Linked DNA regions of Mus musculus: region 1 is linked to region 2. Evidence: chromatin loops called from intact Hi-C (ENCODE). Cell type or tissue: heart. All regions are shown on one strand. Each heading gives the region's core, and the rest is flanking DNA. Links, peaks and the distances in the headings are about the cores only.

Region 1 (7,373 bases), core at 1,312-6,311, 540 kb after region 2:
CTTGCTGGCCAAAGATGTAGAGCAGGAGGCTTCACCACCCTTTATACATGCTAGACAGATTGGGAAACCGAGTCCTGAGAAGGAACCATTTTGCCCTGCAGTATGTCCTGGAGTCAGGACTGGCATCTGTCTTAAAGCGACAGGCAGCTTTGTAAACGTGGGACATTGGTGCTTCAGGTATTTCTCTGAGATGTTGCAGATGTGTAAGTTTTCGGAGACGCACTCTGGCCAAGGCTTTGCCCTGATGAAGAGCCTGGCATGGTATTTCTACACACAACCAGGTCATGCCTGCTCCAAACAGAGCCCAGCTTTGTTGCATGTCCAGACTACCTGGGTGTATGAACATCATTTATACTAGAGGAAAACTCTATGGGAAAAGTAGAGTACTGACTTCCGGGGAGGCCTGGTGCCCATGATCAGGCATTCGCACCCCAGGCTATTCCCAACTCTCCAACAGACTACACAGATCTATATTCAGATCTAAAGGAAAAACAAACCATGTGGCCAGTGGCGGTTGTCTTTTTAGACCCAGACACAGCTTCAGCCTCCAGCAACTGGGTAGACTCTGGACTCGAGTAAAGGATGCGAATTTTAGGGAGAAGTTACCTTTCTTCTGCATGTGGCTTTCCAGTCTCTTGTAGCCCCCCCAGATGTTCAGTGCTTGGGGCAAAACAAGTTGCTGGGTGCGGGACTGGCCACAGGCAGAACAGAACCAAGCCAGGCTTCACGGCCTCCTGAAAGGAGACAGGCAGTGGAAAAGGTCCTTGGGTCATATTTTAACTTAGGCTGTGGGTATGAAGGATTGAGAGGGCAGATAGGAAAAATGCAGATTTGAAGCCTCAGAGCCAAACATGGAAAGCCAGAGCATCTCTCATCCCTGCCCGGTTCACCTTTGGGTCCCACTGCCTTTCTTGAATGTTGCATTCAGTTCTGTTCCCTCCTTCCTCCTAACCACTAAGATCACCACAGGTCACCCTGCAGTGTCGTAACCCAGAGCTGCAATGTCAACAGCCACAGTGAAAGGTCTCTAGAGATATCGTGTAAGATCTATCTCTGAGGCCAGCCTCCTTCCCTTCAGAGCCCAGGACACTGTCAGGAAAACCAGTGCTTTAAGAAACTTCAGATGTGGACCAGTGAGGTGGCTCAGCTAAGGTCCGGGCTGCCAAGCCTGATGACCCACATGGAATAAGTGAACCAGCCTTCCAAATGTTGTGGGAAGCTCACTGTGGCATGTGCTTCCAACAAACACAAAATGAGCGAATGATTTCGATTCACTTCTCTGAGGTTCTTGCCCTGAGCTGGAAAACTTGTAGCAAGTAATCTACAATAGGCTGATGGATCAAGAGATGATGTGCTGAGCGGGAGGATGCATACCTTCCATCCCATCTACTCCTGAGGCTGGAAAAAGAGGCGGGCAATTCAAAAGGAGATCCCATCTCAAAATAAATATGAGAAAGACCACAGCAGCACCCTTCTCTAAGGGGAATCTGGATTCCCCAGAGGCACACAAGCAGTGGCAAATGGTTACAGGCATTGTTACATAGTTGCATTTACTCTGACCTAACTGTCCCTGAAAAACCACGGGACTGCCTGGCCTTGCACACATGGGTGTGGTACCTTGTGCAGATGGATAACCTTGTTCCAGCTCCAGCCCTTGATTCAAAGTGAGAGCTGGAGAAAAGGGAAGTTTGGGGAAGTGCAGGGTGTCCCGTGAGAGAGGGGAAGGACTCTGTACCTAGCCACTGGGCAGTAGTGCACAGTCATTCATGGCCCCGCTGCCTTTGCCTCCTCATGCCCCTGCCCCCAGCCACTGCAAAATTCCTATTTTACAGAAGGTGAAACTGATGCTTAGGAGGCAAACACAGAAAGCTGGTAGGAGCAGAGGGGTTGCTGGGTGGTCTGTTGGCTCCCAGCTGTGTCTGTGTAACAATGGGAGTGGGGAGCACCAACACAAAGCAAGTGAAAGCTGGCCACGCTTTTGAATGGCATTGAGAGAAACTGGATGGAACTTCCAGAAGTACTTGGTTTTCAGATGCAAGTGGACCAGCAGAGTTGTCTTGGGGCAGAAGCCCAGGAATGACCTGCTCATTTTGAGCACATTTCAGCACAGATTTCCTGTGGACTCAGCTTACCTCCACCCCCAGCTTCTGCTCCTGTCACAGGGGCAGGAGCAGTGGAAACTCTACACAGTCGAGGAATGCTGGAGCCAAATCCACAGAGACTCGCTGAAGAGCCGCCGGCCGCCCATGGAGAGCTGCAGGGAATTCAGCCACAGTAATTACTTCCTGCTCGCTCAGTTGGACAGGAGAACTTCTGGGATTGTACAGCAGTGAGGATGATTGGGGGCTGGAGCGTGGCCCGTGGGAGCTCTCTGGGGGTTATTCGAGGACCTTGAGTGAAACGTGTGGATCTCTGGCTGCAGAGCCTCTAAGTACCTGGAGAGACCCACCTAAGGTGGGCTGATCCAGCCTTTAACCAGTTGTCTTCTGTCAAGATGACTTTACTAATATCACGACTGCTCTGCTCACTCTTGTCTATTAAACAACAACAGAAAACAGACGTATGCTTCGTATAGAAAGGAAGTGGGGGAGAGATAGAGGGTCAGAAGGAACAACCACCCAATCAAGCATCCAGCTATGGACACTGCCCAAACGATGAGGGGGTAGCCACAGATCCCCTGCCCCAGACCCCATGCTCCTCATAGAATTCTATGGACCACAGTTAGTTTAGTTTGTTAACTAGCTAGTCCAGAGAGACTTCAACTCGCTGTGTAGCCCAGGTAAGCCTTGAACTCAGAGCCGTCCTCCTGCCTCTCTGCATTGCATCTTTAAAGTGTTGGAAATTGCTATTGAAGAAATCGTGCCCACCTCTGAATGGGCCTGAAGCTGCGTGAACACGGACATCTCATGAAAACTGAATCTGTTGTCTTTACTTTTCTGACTTACGAAGCCTGCCCTGCTGTCTGCTCAGGAAGAGCCTCCCTCCCCTTTGTCATCACCCAGCATGGCAGCTCCCTTTGCCCAGGAGCTCCAAAGAAGTACCCACCTTCACCTGGCCTGAGCACCACACTGGTTGCTCAGTAGAAGAAAATGCAAACAGTGCTCTCCAACTCCAGAAAAGCCTCCTCAGCAGAAACCCAGGGTGTTTGCTTCTGCTTTTCCGGACTTATTGGAGATATTTTTAAACTAAATTGTTATCAACCGTTTCTAATGAGCCTATTTCTGCCCGACTCTATCTGGACCGGGAACTCTTATCTTTATGATTCCTGAGGGTAGCTGGAGAGAGGGACATCCATTACAGATTAGTCATAGAAACTTTTGGGTGCCCAGCACAAAGTAAGGCCTGCACCCCAGCTTAGAATAAGGAAGGAAACGTCCTGGAGGAAGTGGGGGGCAGCTCTGAGCAATGAGCCATGGAGAGTTAAGTAGGAGGGCACTCCCTGTCAGTCCTGACAGCAGCTGGCCATGCACCCTAGTTTGCAGGGTGGATCCTCCCAGTGTGTTGTCCCAGGAGCCAAGCAGCTGGTCTAGACACGCAGAGCATGTCTGTGGAGCTGGCTGCGAAGTGCTGGCAGCCCTCCCCTCCTGACAACAGGACCTCTGGCACACACTGAGATGCCAAGTCTGCTCAGAGCAGGCACAGATAGGGAGCTGGCAGGTCTCAGCAGCGTCGCTTGGATTTTACTCCTTTTCTTAGCCCATAACCCGTACCTAAACTTTTAAGATCTTTTCACTTACACTTATTATTTGCCCGTGCCAGAGAAGCGTGTAAGACAGACATGAGGAATTTACTTGAAGGGAAGACTTTATGGGGAGGGTGTCCAAAGACCCTGCCAGAATTTACCCCAAACCACCAAAATGGCCGTCTCTCCTTTCTCTAGACCTCAGTGTGGACTGACTGCTGGTCATCTCACTAACACTGTCACCTTTGTTTCCAGCCCCAATGTATGTGCTGTGCAGAAGGTCATTGGCACCAACAAGAAATACTTCACCAACTGCAAGCAGTGGTACCAGAGGAAGATCTGCGGCAAGTCGACGTGAGTATCTGTAGCTACCAAAGACCTCCATCCACCAAGAAAGGTGTGTGTGTGTGTGTGTGTGTGTGTGTGTGTGTGTGTGTGAGCCAGCTGCCAAGGAGCCATACTGTGTGTGTGAAAGAGAGCTGTCAAGGAGGTCACACACTGTGAGTGTGTGTGTGAGTGTGTGTGTGAGTGTGTGTGTGTGTGTGTGTGTGTGTGTGTGTGTGTGTAAGTGAGTCAGCCAATGGTGCCCTGGGCTGGCCAGCTCTAGCACAGGTCAGGCTGACTAAGGAGATGAGGACACAAGGACAGACATGTCAGGGAATGTGTGGGGTGTGGCATTTTGAGAAGCTGTTTGACTTTGTTTTAGATTTTTAGGGCTGCTGACGAGACTTGGTAACACTGATCAAGGCGGTTTCAGGGTTGCAGGAAGCGTGCTGTGTTGAGTGTGTGTGTGTGTGTGTGTGTGTGTGTGTGTGTGTGTGTGTGTGTGCATGGCATGTGTGCATGTGTGTTTCTCTCACCAAATGACAGAACTGTTCAGAGGAGCATTCTGGGAATGAAAGGCTCTTGGCGAACTTATCCCAAAGGCGACCCTTGCTCAGCAAGCCAAAGTAAACACTTCAGAAAGTCTTGGTGCCTAGGAATGTGCACACCAGGAAGCAGTATAACAAAGTAAGACATGGGCTCGCTCAGACTCCAGCTCAGACTCTGGCTCTGCCACTTACTTGGAGGATGGTCCATTTTTTTTTGTAGCCTCAGTTGCTTTGTGTGCAAAATGGGCACAGCAGGAGGACCTGCTACCCTAATGAGGAGTGGATTGAGTAATATTCATGAGAAGACAATGGTGCCTGTGCATTCTAACTACAACCCCAGAATATCACATGTAGACCACACATACAGAAGCACGGGCACACCCATGGAGCCTGGTGCTCACAGTAGGCCTTGTGGGTACCTCTCTTTGTGGAGGGAGGTGGCCTCTGCCTTCACGGCCTGGCTCCCTGGTGGAAGCAGTTGAATGCATGTTCTAACCGAACTCTGGGAAACCTAATCGGCTTTCCGCACTGCCAATCAACAGGTCTCAGATCTACACAAGGGAAGTTGTGCCAGGCAACCCCCCTGAGCCACTTGTGGGGGGCCTGACGTTCCTCTTTTCTGAAAAATGGGAAGAGTCCCCTGAACTTATCCCAGCGTGAGAGATTTTTACAATTGTGTTCCTCATGCCTTCAAGCAACCGTCTCCCACTGAGAGAAGGAAAACACTGTTCCCTGAACATACCCGTGGAAATGAACGCACCATGTGTGGCTCCGATTATTAGGTAGTTATTGATCCTGGTCTCATAGAGCAGGACAGGAGTGAGGCCTGCAGCTCTCTGGGAGTCTTTGCACAGTCATGACAGTGGCTCCCACCCACTGGACAGCCCAGCCTCTAAGAGTGGTGTGAGCAGGGATACCTCCCAGGTTCAGTGATCAGATGCTCAGCGGAAAGTTTTGCTGTTTAGAACAAAAAAGAGATTATGCAAATTCTACATAGAACATTCTTGCTGGGCGCTGAGTTTTAAAAACCAACACCTCCCAGTACTGATGGATATACTCATAGGCATACATAATCTACTCAAACACGAATTGCTTAATTAAACACGAAGTCAGGTCGGGCCCCATGTAATTGCTTCTTGGAAGATGCCCAGTGTGCTGTGCCAAGCAGCAGAGCTTCATGTCAGAGCCTCAGGTTTTACAGAGCTTCTATGAGCAAGCTGACCACAGGGTGGCATCTGCCATCCTGTTTCAGATGGTCCAGTGTCACAGAGTTTGACTGAGGAACTCTATGGTGACTTGATGGCGTTTCTTGAGAGGTCCCATACACAGGATGCTGATAGTGAGTTGCGTTGGCTTATTGACTCCTCCTAACTGCATCTCTTCTCCGGGTGCGGGGTTGAGGAACGTGCCGGGTTGAGGAACGTGCCAGCCGCAGGGTGTGAGCACAGTGAGGTAGCAGAGCAGCCCTCCCATCCCACTGAGTAGGGGGGTAGGAGGGGTGGGGGTGGGGGGAGGTGCACCACCATCTCCAGGAAGAGGAAGATCTATGAGGTCGTGGGTGGGAGAATGCTGTTTGTAGTGGGGTCAGTCAAGGTTAAGGCCATCCAGACTTTGACCTAGCTCACAAAGCTAAGAGGAAAAGACACTCACATCCAACTCATGAATGTAGCGGCTGCTTTGGCAAACCTCAAAAAAAAAAAAAAAAAAAAAAAAGAGGAAGTAAGCAGAAGAAAACTCGAGCCGATAGAAAAAAAAAAAAACCTTTATGATCCCCGCTGGAACATCCTGTGCGGCCTTGGCCTCAGGAAGGTGGAGCTGACTTGGAAGAGTCCCAGAGGACAAAGAGAGGGGAAAAGAAAAGAGATGGAACTCATCTCTGTTGTCCTTAAGGGCTAAGAGCTTCACAGGATAGCGGTCTGCATAGGGGAGAGGTCTCCAAGGTTGCTACCTTCTGACCATAATAAAGTGCTAGGTAGGGGGCCATACTGGCTGGAATTAATGTTATCCCCGGAGACTGGGTCCTTAGTGGTGCCTTGTTGGATGAAGACTGAGGCTAGACTTGTGGTGGCTGGAGCAGAAGACCGTCTTGACAAGCCAGCACGGGCACTGGCATTTTCTCAGGGAGATGTCAGGGGAGCTGCTTCGGAAGCGTGCACTGGGATGAGAGGGGGGCGGGGGGAGTCTCTCAAGGGCCCTGAGGCCAGAAGGAAATTTTGATCTGGAAAAATAGGTGATGAACACCAAGCGTGGAGGTAAAGATCATGTCCTGTGAGGTCACTAGAGAGATGGCAAAAGACCTATGTCACACTCAGCATGCCACTGGGTCTTCCGACAGTAGCTGTCTGCGTTTTCAGGGAGAGAAGAATCTGAGAACTCTGTGTCAAAGCATCAAACTGTGTTGTGCTGACTTACTGCAGGACATGGTTGGCCGAGAAGCCCTGGCTGGTGGCCTGCAGGACATGGTTGGCAGAGGAGCCCTGGTTGGTGGCTTATAGGACATGGTTGGCAGAGGAGCCCTGGTTGGTGGCTTGTAGGACATGGTTGGCAGAGGAGCCCTGGTTGGTGGCTTGCAGGACATAGTTGGCAGAGGACCTCTGTTTGATGGTTTGCAGGACATGGTTGGCAAAGGAACCCTGTTTTGTGGCTTGTAGGACATGGTTGGTAGAGGAGCCCTGTTGGGTGGTTGAGTGAATTCTGTGACTTAGAAAGTCACCTCAGTTTTTACTTGAGAGCTGTAGAGCACCCTAGCAACACAACAGCTAAAGAGACTTGTAGGTGACAGACAGCAGCCCACACTGTGATTTCAGGCCCTGGTTTGG
Region 2 (7,373 bases), core at 788-5,787:
AGGTGGGGGACACCGCATGTGCTGGCTCTAGGGATCACTGGCCTAGTTGGCGTCCAGCTTGGCCATTTCCTGCACATAGATACCTATGCTCTCACTGTCAAAAAGCATGAAGTACACAGTTTTGATGGAGGAGGACATCGTGGAGACAAAGTAGCTGGAGATGGCCTTCAGAATGAGCTGGGCCGCTGTCTGCTTCGGGAACCCGTTCCTGTAGGAGAGAGCATAGTGGTCAGCACTCGGGGCGTCTATGGTGAGAGCCCACCTCAGGCCTCCCCTGCGGGGTCCTCACACTGGGCTCACATGGGCATGAAGAAAGTCCGCGCGGGGTTAAGTTGTATTAGAGAACTGCCGTGTGCTGTTGGCACTTGGGAACTGAACTCTACAATGTGACCTTCCTTATCCCAGGTCTCCTCGCCTCCTTGTCCTGAGGCAGACTGGCTCTGACACGAGGGGAAGGAGCAGCCAGCCAGCAAGGTTCCTGCTATTCTGCAGTATAAAAATGTCTGCTGTGAGGACGAGAAGCCAAGCTCATGCCTGGGCGATGCTCAGAACTCGGTGCTACAGCCGCACTGCTTGGTGGGCTCCCTCAGCAGGTCACTGCTGACTGCTTTGAGTTCTACGAGTCCGTTTGCATTTGCTCATGCATGCTCTCTCTCTCCATTAGGCTTCTAGAGTTTGTTTCTGCTGGATGTTGTCAGCGTAACACAACCTGGTCTCTCTGCCGCTTGCTGTGCTCTTATCTGCTTACTGCATGCCTAACAAACTCAACTCATTCTAAACCAAAAGTACGGCCACTGTAGATCATCCAGACAGAACCAAGATGGGGGACAGGCAGTACCCAGGCCATCTGTGAACATGGGTCCAGAGACCCGTCTCTAAACTGCATCAGCTGGTGTCACAGCAAAGGGCAGGGAAGCCGCTGTGGTGCAGAGCAGAGTTCTGGGGCATGTATGGATAACCTTGACTTCGGGTTATCACTGAAGTCTCCGAGTCAGTATCCTGCCACTGATGTGTGACAATCAATGTCACAAGGGGCCCAGAATGTGAACTCATGACCTGGGAGGGAGCTCAGCACGGATGGGTCCGTGTGTGCCCGAGCCAGCTCCTGGTTCAATGCTGCACGCGCACTTACAGGAAGGAAGCTATGCTCGGAGCACCTTTCAGAGCTATGCCTCTGCTCACTCACTGCAGTCTGAGGTCCTTCGCCTGCCTGCCATTCTGGCTGGTCTTCTATGGGATGACAATGTGGTCACAGCACCCCCGGTTTTCTGCACTGTGCCCGTGACACGGACCCACCCGGGGAGCCACGTTCTCCACAGCTGCCGGTGCTCAAGGCGTCACATGGCCACAGAAGAAAAGCTCACGTGACCCTGCTTTCACCTGGGAGACCCGGGACCAGGGCAGTCCTACGTGCTTCGGGAACACTGAGCATTCTTAGAGGGCCACCGTGGGGGTGTGATACAGGCTCAGGACCCCTCTACACACAGCTCTGCTTGGAGTTCCAGACAGTCTGGTTGACTTCCCAGAATGGGACTGGTGACATCTAAGCTGGAGGACATCAGGGACATGATGACAGAAGTCAGGGTACCGCGGGACACCAGGCAGCTGGCACAGTAGGCTGGGTGGGAACTGCTGGAGGAGGTATGCTCAATCTGTTGCTCAGAGTGCATTCCAGTGGTGCAGCCCATAGCCAGCTGTGTGTATCCTGCTGGAGCCTGCTCTCAGGCCCAGGGAACAGAGAGGCAGACCTCAGTCTGCAGGCATAACCTGGATAAATAGATGGGCTCTGAGAAGTGCAAGGAGCTGTTCTCTGCAAGGGGAGGTGTGGCCCTTCGTCCACCGGTGCCAGGCTCAGCTGCCAAAGGCCCGCCCGCCTCACTTCACACCTGTTCTGGTGAGCCAAGCTGAGGAAGGCCTCCGGCAATTCCCAGTAGCCAAAGGGTCACAGCTGTGTGCTCCTGTGTAATCAGCCAGCTGGTGTGCTTGCCCTCTGCCTGGCACACACCAAGTGTGTGATGTGATGATCATGTTGCCCCGGCCTATTCCCCTAAGTTTCCTAAGAGCATCAAGTGAGCGGGTCACTTGTAGCCGGTTCAGCTGTGGCCCTGGAAAGGGGTATGTAATTGGTGCTGAGGGAGGGCTCCTGTGATCTAACTCTGAACCTGAGATTGGTGCTGACATCATGCATAGCCTGTCTTGCACTCCAGACCTGGAACTTCTGCCCCTCAGGCCTTCAGCCATTCTGGCTGGGAACGATGCTCTATGTGTAGGCAGTGGGGCAGGACTCGGTAATCTAGACTCTCAGAGTACAGAGAGTGGGGAAAGGGAGGGCGAGAGGTTTGTACCGGTAGTGCCCACCTCAGCACATCCTTCTGCTACTGTGGCCCACTGCTGGGTGAGTGGGAGCCATGCTCTAAAGTAGCAGGCCCTGGGGAAAAGCAGAAAGCAAGATGGGCTGCCCTAGTTAGACGTACAGGTGACAAAGCAGATGCGTGGGATGCTGACACTCCACAGCTGTCCCTGCTCCCCAAGGGTGAGGGCAGTTGTAGCCACACTGTGCCTTGGCTACCCCATCATGTAGCCCATGGGTGACCTGAGCACATGCCCTTCCCCCCAGGACAGAGAGACCAGGCAGCCGAAAGCCCCAGGCTTCTGTGTCAAGTCGGACATGGGACAGGATGATGTGTATCAGGCAGCAGAGTGCAGCTCAGGCCCACTAGAGAACATCTCGGACTCCCAGAATCATTCTAAAGGTGGTAGACTACACCCTCCAGACCCCCAGACAGCTAGGGCAGAATGATTGTCGGCATTGTAAGCAACGCTGGTCTCAGCTTGCTAGAGAGCTGCCACCCAGTGTCTACGGCGGCCAGCTGTGCTGGAGGGCGGCGGCCCTGGATGCTGGTACAGACAGTACAGGCTCCTGAGTACAGGCACTGCCTCGGCTCCCATGTGAACACCACTCCTGTCTTGCCAGGTCTCTGCCGTTTTCTCTAACTTGGGTGGACATCAAAGACTCGGGGCTTGGGGCTTCTGCTCTGGAGTTTAGATTTGGATTCCAGCTACCCTTGTGCAGGGTGTACTGGTTCCCCAAGTGCAGACAGGAATTTCCTGAAAGTATGCTGTAATTAGGGGGTGATGCCACTGCATCCACCTGTGCTCCCCTCCCAGACTCCCCTCCTCTCACTGGTGGCTTTTGTTCACAGCACCTCAAGTCCATTGCTTAGCGCTGTCCCCTGTTCTACCAGCCTTGGGCCATACCTGGCATACACTAAAGTCATGTGAGCTTCCCTTGGGTCAGTCCTGCTGCGTCTGGAACACCCTTTCTCCACATGTAGCCCCACTTTCCTAGGCGAGTGCAAAGAGATCTCAGGGGTTCCCTATGGAGGTCTTGCTAAGCCTCATCACCTCTGGGAGGGGAAGGGCCACTGCGAGGAACAGGCCAGCTGGAGACCCAGAGATGGAGAAGTCTGGGCAGCTGTGTTGGAGGGAGAAGAGGGGCGCTTTGGGTAATGTGGGGACATGGCTCTCACCTCCTATATCATCACTTCTGCTAGGATTAGATCTCTGTGCCATGCAGGTAACCCCGGGCCTCAACCATCTTCCCACATTCTCTGTGGCACTAGAATGGCTGCTTGACTCTCCGAAGGCTACTTCTGGTAGAGAAGCGTAGAGCTCTGAGCTCAAGGAGGAATGTCCCGAGGATGGTGGTGGCTGTTTACCGCAGCTAGCAGTCAGAATAATCAGGGACCAGTCTCTCCCTCCCAGCCCTCCAAACACCTGCAGGCCCAGAGGCCTTCAGGGTGGGTTCTGGTCTCTCCTCTTCTTCTAAAGCCGCACTGGGGTCCAGGCGGCTGCTGTGCTGCCCTTGGTAGTAGCTCAGACAACACTGAGGTATAACACTTCCCAGGGAAGTCTGAGTGCAGTGGGCACGTGGGCAGGGATGCTAGGCACGGAGAACACACATGCAGCATGTGGCAGGTCCAGCCTGCCCCACAGTACAAGCTTCAGAGCTTGGGGCCCTGGAAGCAAGCTCTTGTCCTCTTAGCCAAGGATGAGCTGTGTGGCCTCGGTGCCAGCCTTAACCCTCTATATGTGGCTATTTGACCTCTGAAGTTAACAGTCATCCAGTACTGAGGAGTGACCAATTTTCCAAAGGCGAGGAAAAGAGAAGCAGGAGATGGGAATGAGAACTTTGCCATGCTTTGGAGGGATAGTCACCAGCCATGTGAGATCCCCAGTGGAGCGGTCACTGGAAACTTCCCCAGATGGGAGATTTGAAATGGAACTCAGCTGAGAGCAGATTTAGGGTGTTGAGCAAGGAGAAGGTAACAGGACAACTAAGTGGAGGGCAGGTATAGTGTTGAACAGCGAGTAAAGGAAAAGGCGCACTCCTTGGTACTGGGTGACAGTGGAGCTGAGATGTCTAGTGGCACCCGGGGCTCTGTGAATGTCCATACACGGTGGGTGTTAGAGAAGCACAAGCTGTTTTCTTTCTGTGCTCTAAGTCTGAGGTGGGTTTATTCTAAGCCCCACACTAGTGTGTCACCTCATGCTGTCCCAAGGGGGTCCCTTCCTCGCGTCTAACAGCACAAGGTGTGTATTAGCCTTGCGACCAAGGCCAGGATCACATGGAAGGGTCTCCTTGCCTCTAGTCAGAGCCTGGGGCAGCAGGAGCAGGCCAGCGCTGCCCCCGCCTTCCCCGGGGGCCACCAGCAGCTCCTCTGGGGGAAGTGCTCCCAGCTCCTCCCCATGTTTGCATTCCACCCCGACTTCTGTGCCAGAGACACGGGATGCCACAGACAAGCCGCTTCGTTCCCTTCAGCCCTGTGATTTACTGGTGGGCCTGATCTAATCCCATTCTTTCCCTATGAGAGCAAGCAAGCGAGCGAGGGAGGGCAGCTGTCTGCGGGGCTGTGGGGACGAGGTCTGCCTGACAGATGTGGCCAGGGGAGTCGCACATGTGCTGCTGCCTTTGGCATTCCGCCCTTTAAAAGCTTCCCACTCATTATTTTTAAAAACTTTTACTCCGTGAAAAATGTAAATAAGTTTGTAATAACAGATGTTCTTTTATGAGAATGACTTTTATGCTTCAATTAAGAATTTCCCAATAGCCATATGAAAGAGCGTGAAATTATTACCTCCAATAAAGGTTCTACGGCCCTGCTCTGCAGAAGCATCTTTCATCAGGGCAGATCAAAGTGCATCCGAAGCATCAATTAACCGAGCCTCAGAACCATCTGTGAAGAAGGGCAGACCCCACGGCCTGCCTCACTTATTAGGGAAGGCCCAGCCCAGAACAGAGAGACTGATTCATTTACCAGAGGTCACACAGCACGGCAACACAGTGCCAAAGGCCTGACCTTCTATGGGAGGTAGGAGCAGTAAGTATGGCTGCTTAAGCTCTGATCCAGAAGCACTATTAAAGAATGGTCTTGAATCTATTTTGGGAGGGGCCCAGGCACCTATACCACATCCAGTTCTGTGGCAAGTTCTGTGGCAAGAGCAGACACTTGTGTTTGCAGATACTTGCATAGCAGAAGAAAAGGGCACTGGGAAGGTTCAATTGTCTGTGTTTATGAGTGAGCAAGCTGCAGGCACAGGTGTAAGCTGTAGGCACAGGTGTGAGCAGGCACAGGTGTGAGCTGTAGGCACAGGTGTGAGCTTTCCTGTCTGCTCAGTAATCCTTCAAGCTCATCTTGGGCTAATTTTGGTCTTTCATCCAGAGATCCAAGGAAGACTACATATTTGAACAACACGGGAGTGAGGGACCGCTGGCAAAGGAAGCCCTGGTGTTCAACACTGTAGACTGGGGAGAGAGTGAGAATCTTCCACAGTTGCTGGCCTGGGAGGGATAGGCTCCCTCTGTCATCACAGTCAGGAACAGCAAAAGGCTCCAGAGAAACAGGGTCACTCAGCAACAGCCAGAGACCTGACCACAGTGGGGCCTGAAGGTGTGAGATCTTAGTGCAGCCCAAGAGGGAGCATGGGCTCTGTCCTTCACAGTTCTTATGAGAACAGGAGGGAGTGTTGAGCAAGAGCTGCTTTTAGCCCACAGGGCAGAGACTGCCTGATAGGACAGCTACTCGATGCCGTTACCCTATTCTGCCTTGGATAAAGGAGGGACAGAAGCCTCAAACTGGGATGATGGGCTTCCCAGGGAATGGTCTATGGCTAGGTCTGACCTGGATCCGCACTCAGTGGCAGGACTACACTGTCCTGATTCTCTGATTTGAAGGGTGGATCTCCTAAGTACACCTAGGGTACATGACGGGCAGGAAGGAGCTGGAGCTGGGGCGGGCCGGCCCTAAGTGCTCATTCATTCAGCCCCACCTTGTAAGTTCACCTACAGCCATGGGATGCGAGATAAAACATTCTAGGGAAGAAAAGCAAAAGGGATCGAGGGCTATTATAGTTTGAGCAAAACTGGGCCCCACAGGCACATACAGAGTGACACTATTGGGAGGCGTATCCTTATTGGAGGAAGTATCACATTGGGAGGGCTTTCAGGTTTCAGAAGTTCAAGCCAGGCCCAGTGACTCACTCTGTTCTTGCTGCCTGCCAGTCCAGATGTACAGCTCCCAGCTACCTCTCAGCACCATGTCCACCTGCGTGCCACCACCCTTCCCATGATGCTGATAATGGACTAAACCTTTGACTGTAAGCCAGCCTCTAGTTAAATGCTTTCCTTGGTAAGGCCATGGTCATGGAGTCTCTTTGCAACAATAGAAACTCTAGCTAAGACAGAGTCGATACATGGACTGGGCACTTCTGTGATTGGCCTGACTGCAGGGCTTCTCGTTGGCAGAATGGGGGCTCGGGATGAGAGAAGCAGCTGAATGCTTTAAGAGGGGCTTAACGGGCCATCTAGTAAGAATATGGAAGAACTGTGGGGGCCTGGCTCGAGAAGTTTCAGAGGAGAACAATGTTAGTATGTAGCTTAGAGACTGTTCTTGTGATATTTTGGTGAAGAGTGAGGCTGGTTTCTGCCCTTGTCCAAAAAATCTGCCTAGGGCTAAATTGAAGAGTTATGGATTGACAGTTTTGTAACTCTGTAACGAAAAGGAGCAAGCTGAGCAAGGGGAGATACAAAATATCCACTTTGAGGAGAAAGGGGCACCAGGAAGTGTAAACAGATTAAAGACAAGCCTGATGCTAAGTGGAATAGAGGGAGCGGTGACGTCAGAGCAAGGACCCCGTCCAGCTAAGCTGCCAACTTGTGAAAAGGAATGAAAGAAAAGCTTAGGGCCGGGCATGGTGGCACACACCTTTAATCTCAGCACTCTGATGGCAGAGGATGGCGGATCTCTGAGTTCGAGGCCAGCCTGGTCTACAGAGTGAGTTCTAGGACAGCCAAGCTTAGATAGTGAAGGAGA

What was found. Hi-C counts contacts between places; a loop is a spot of excess contacts. Peaks named below come from ENCODE experiments on the same cell type or tissue, not always from the same donor. Only the 100,000 strongest peaks of a DNase experiment are listed, where the experiment ranks them.
Region 1: a loop joins it to region 2, with 6 times the contacts of the local background. A loop is called at or near these places in 1 of 42 quality-filtered maps.

The regions. Positions count from the first base shown.
Region 1 is chr13:56,610,303-56,617,675 of GRCm38, forward strand. Tgfbi (transforming growth factor, beta induced) reads left to right here. Exons shown (of 17, transcript NM_009369.5): 2 at 3,938-4,036. Among named protein-coding and RNA genes, the nearest start is that of Tgfbi, 4.4 kb to the left of the region's middle. In heart, for the core only: a CTCF peak has its summit at 5,771 (motif pointing right); DNase peaks (open chromatin) are centred at 1,649, 2,247, 3,479 and 5,122; H3K4me3 peaks cover 345 bases; H3K27ac peaks cover 3,273 bases.
Region 2 is chr13:56,074,185-56,081,557 of GRCm38, forward strand. Macroh2a1 (macroH2A.1 histone) reads right to left here. Exons shown (of 9, transcript NM_001159513.1): 9 at 1-208. The coding sequence ends at 43. Among named protein-coding and RNA genes, the nearest start is that of Gm31485, 43 kb to the right of the region's middle. In heart, for the core only: no CTCF peak of the experiment used is centred there; no DNase peak of the experiment used is centred there.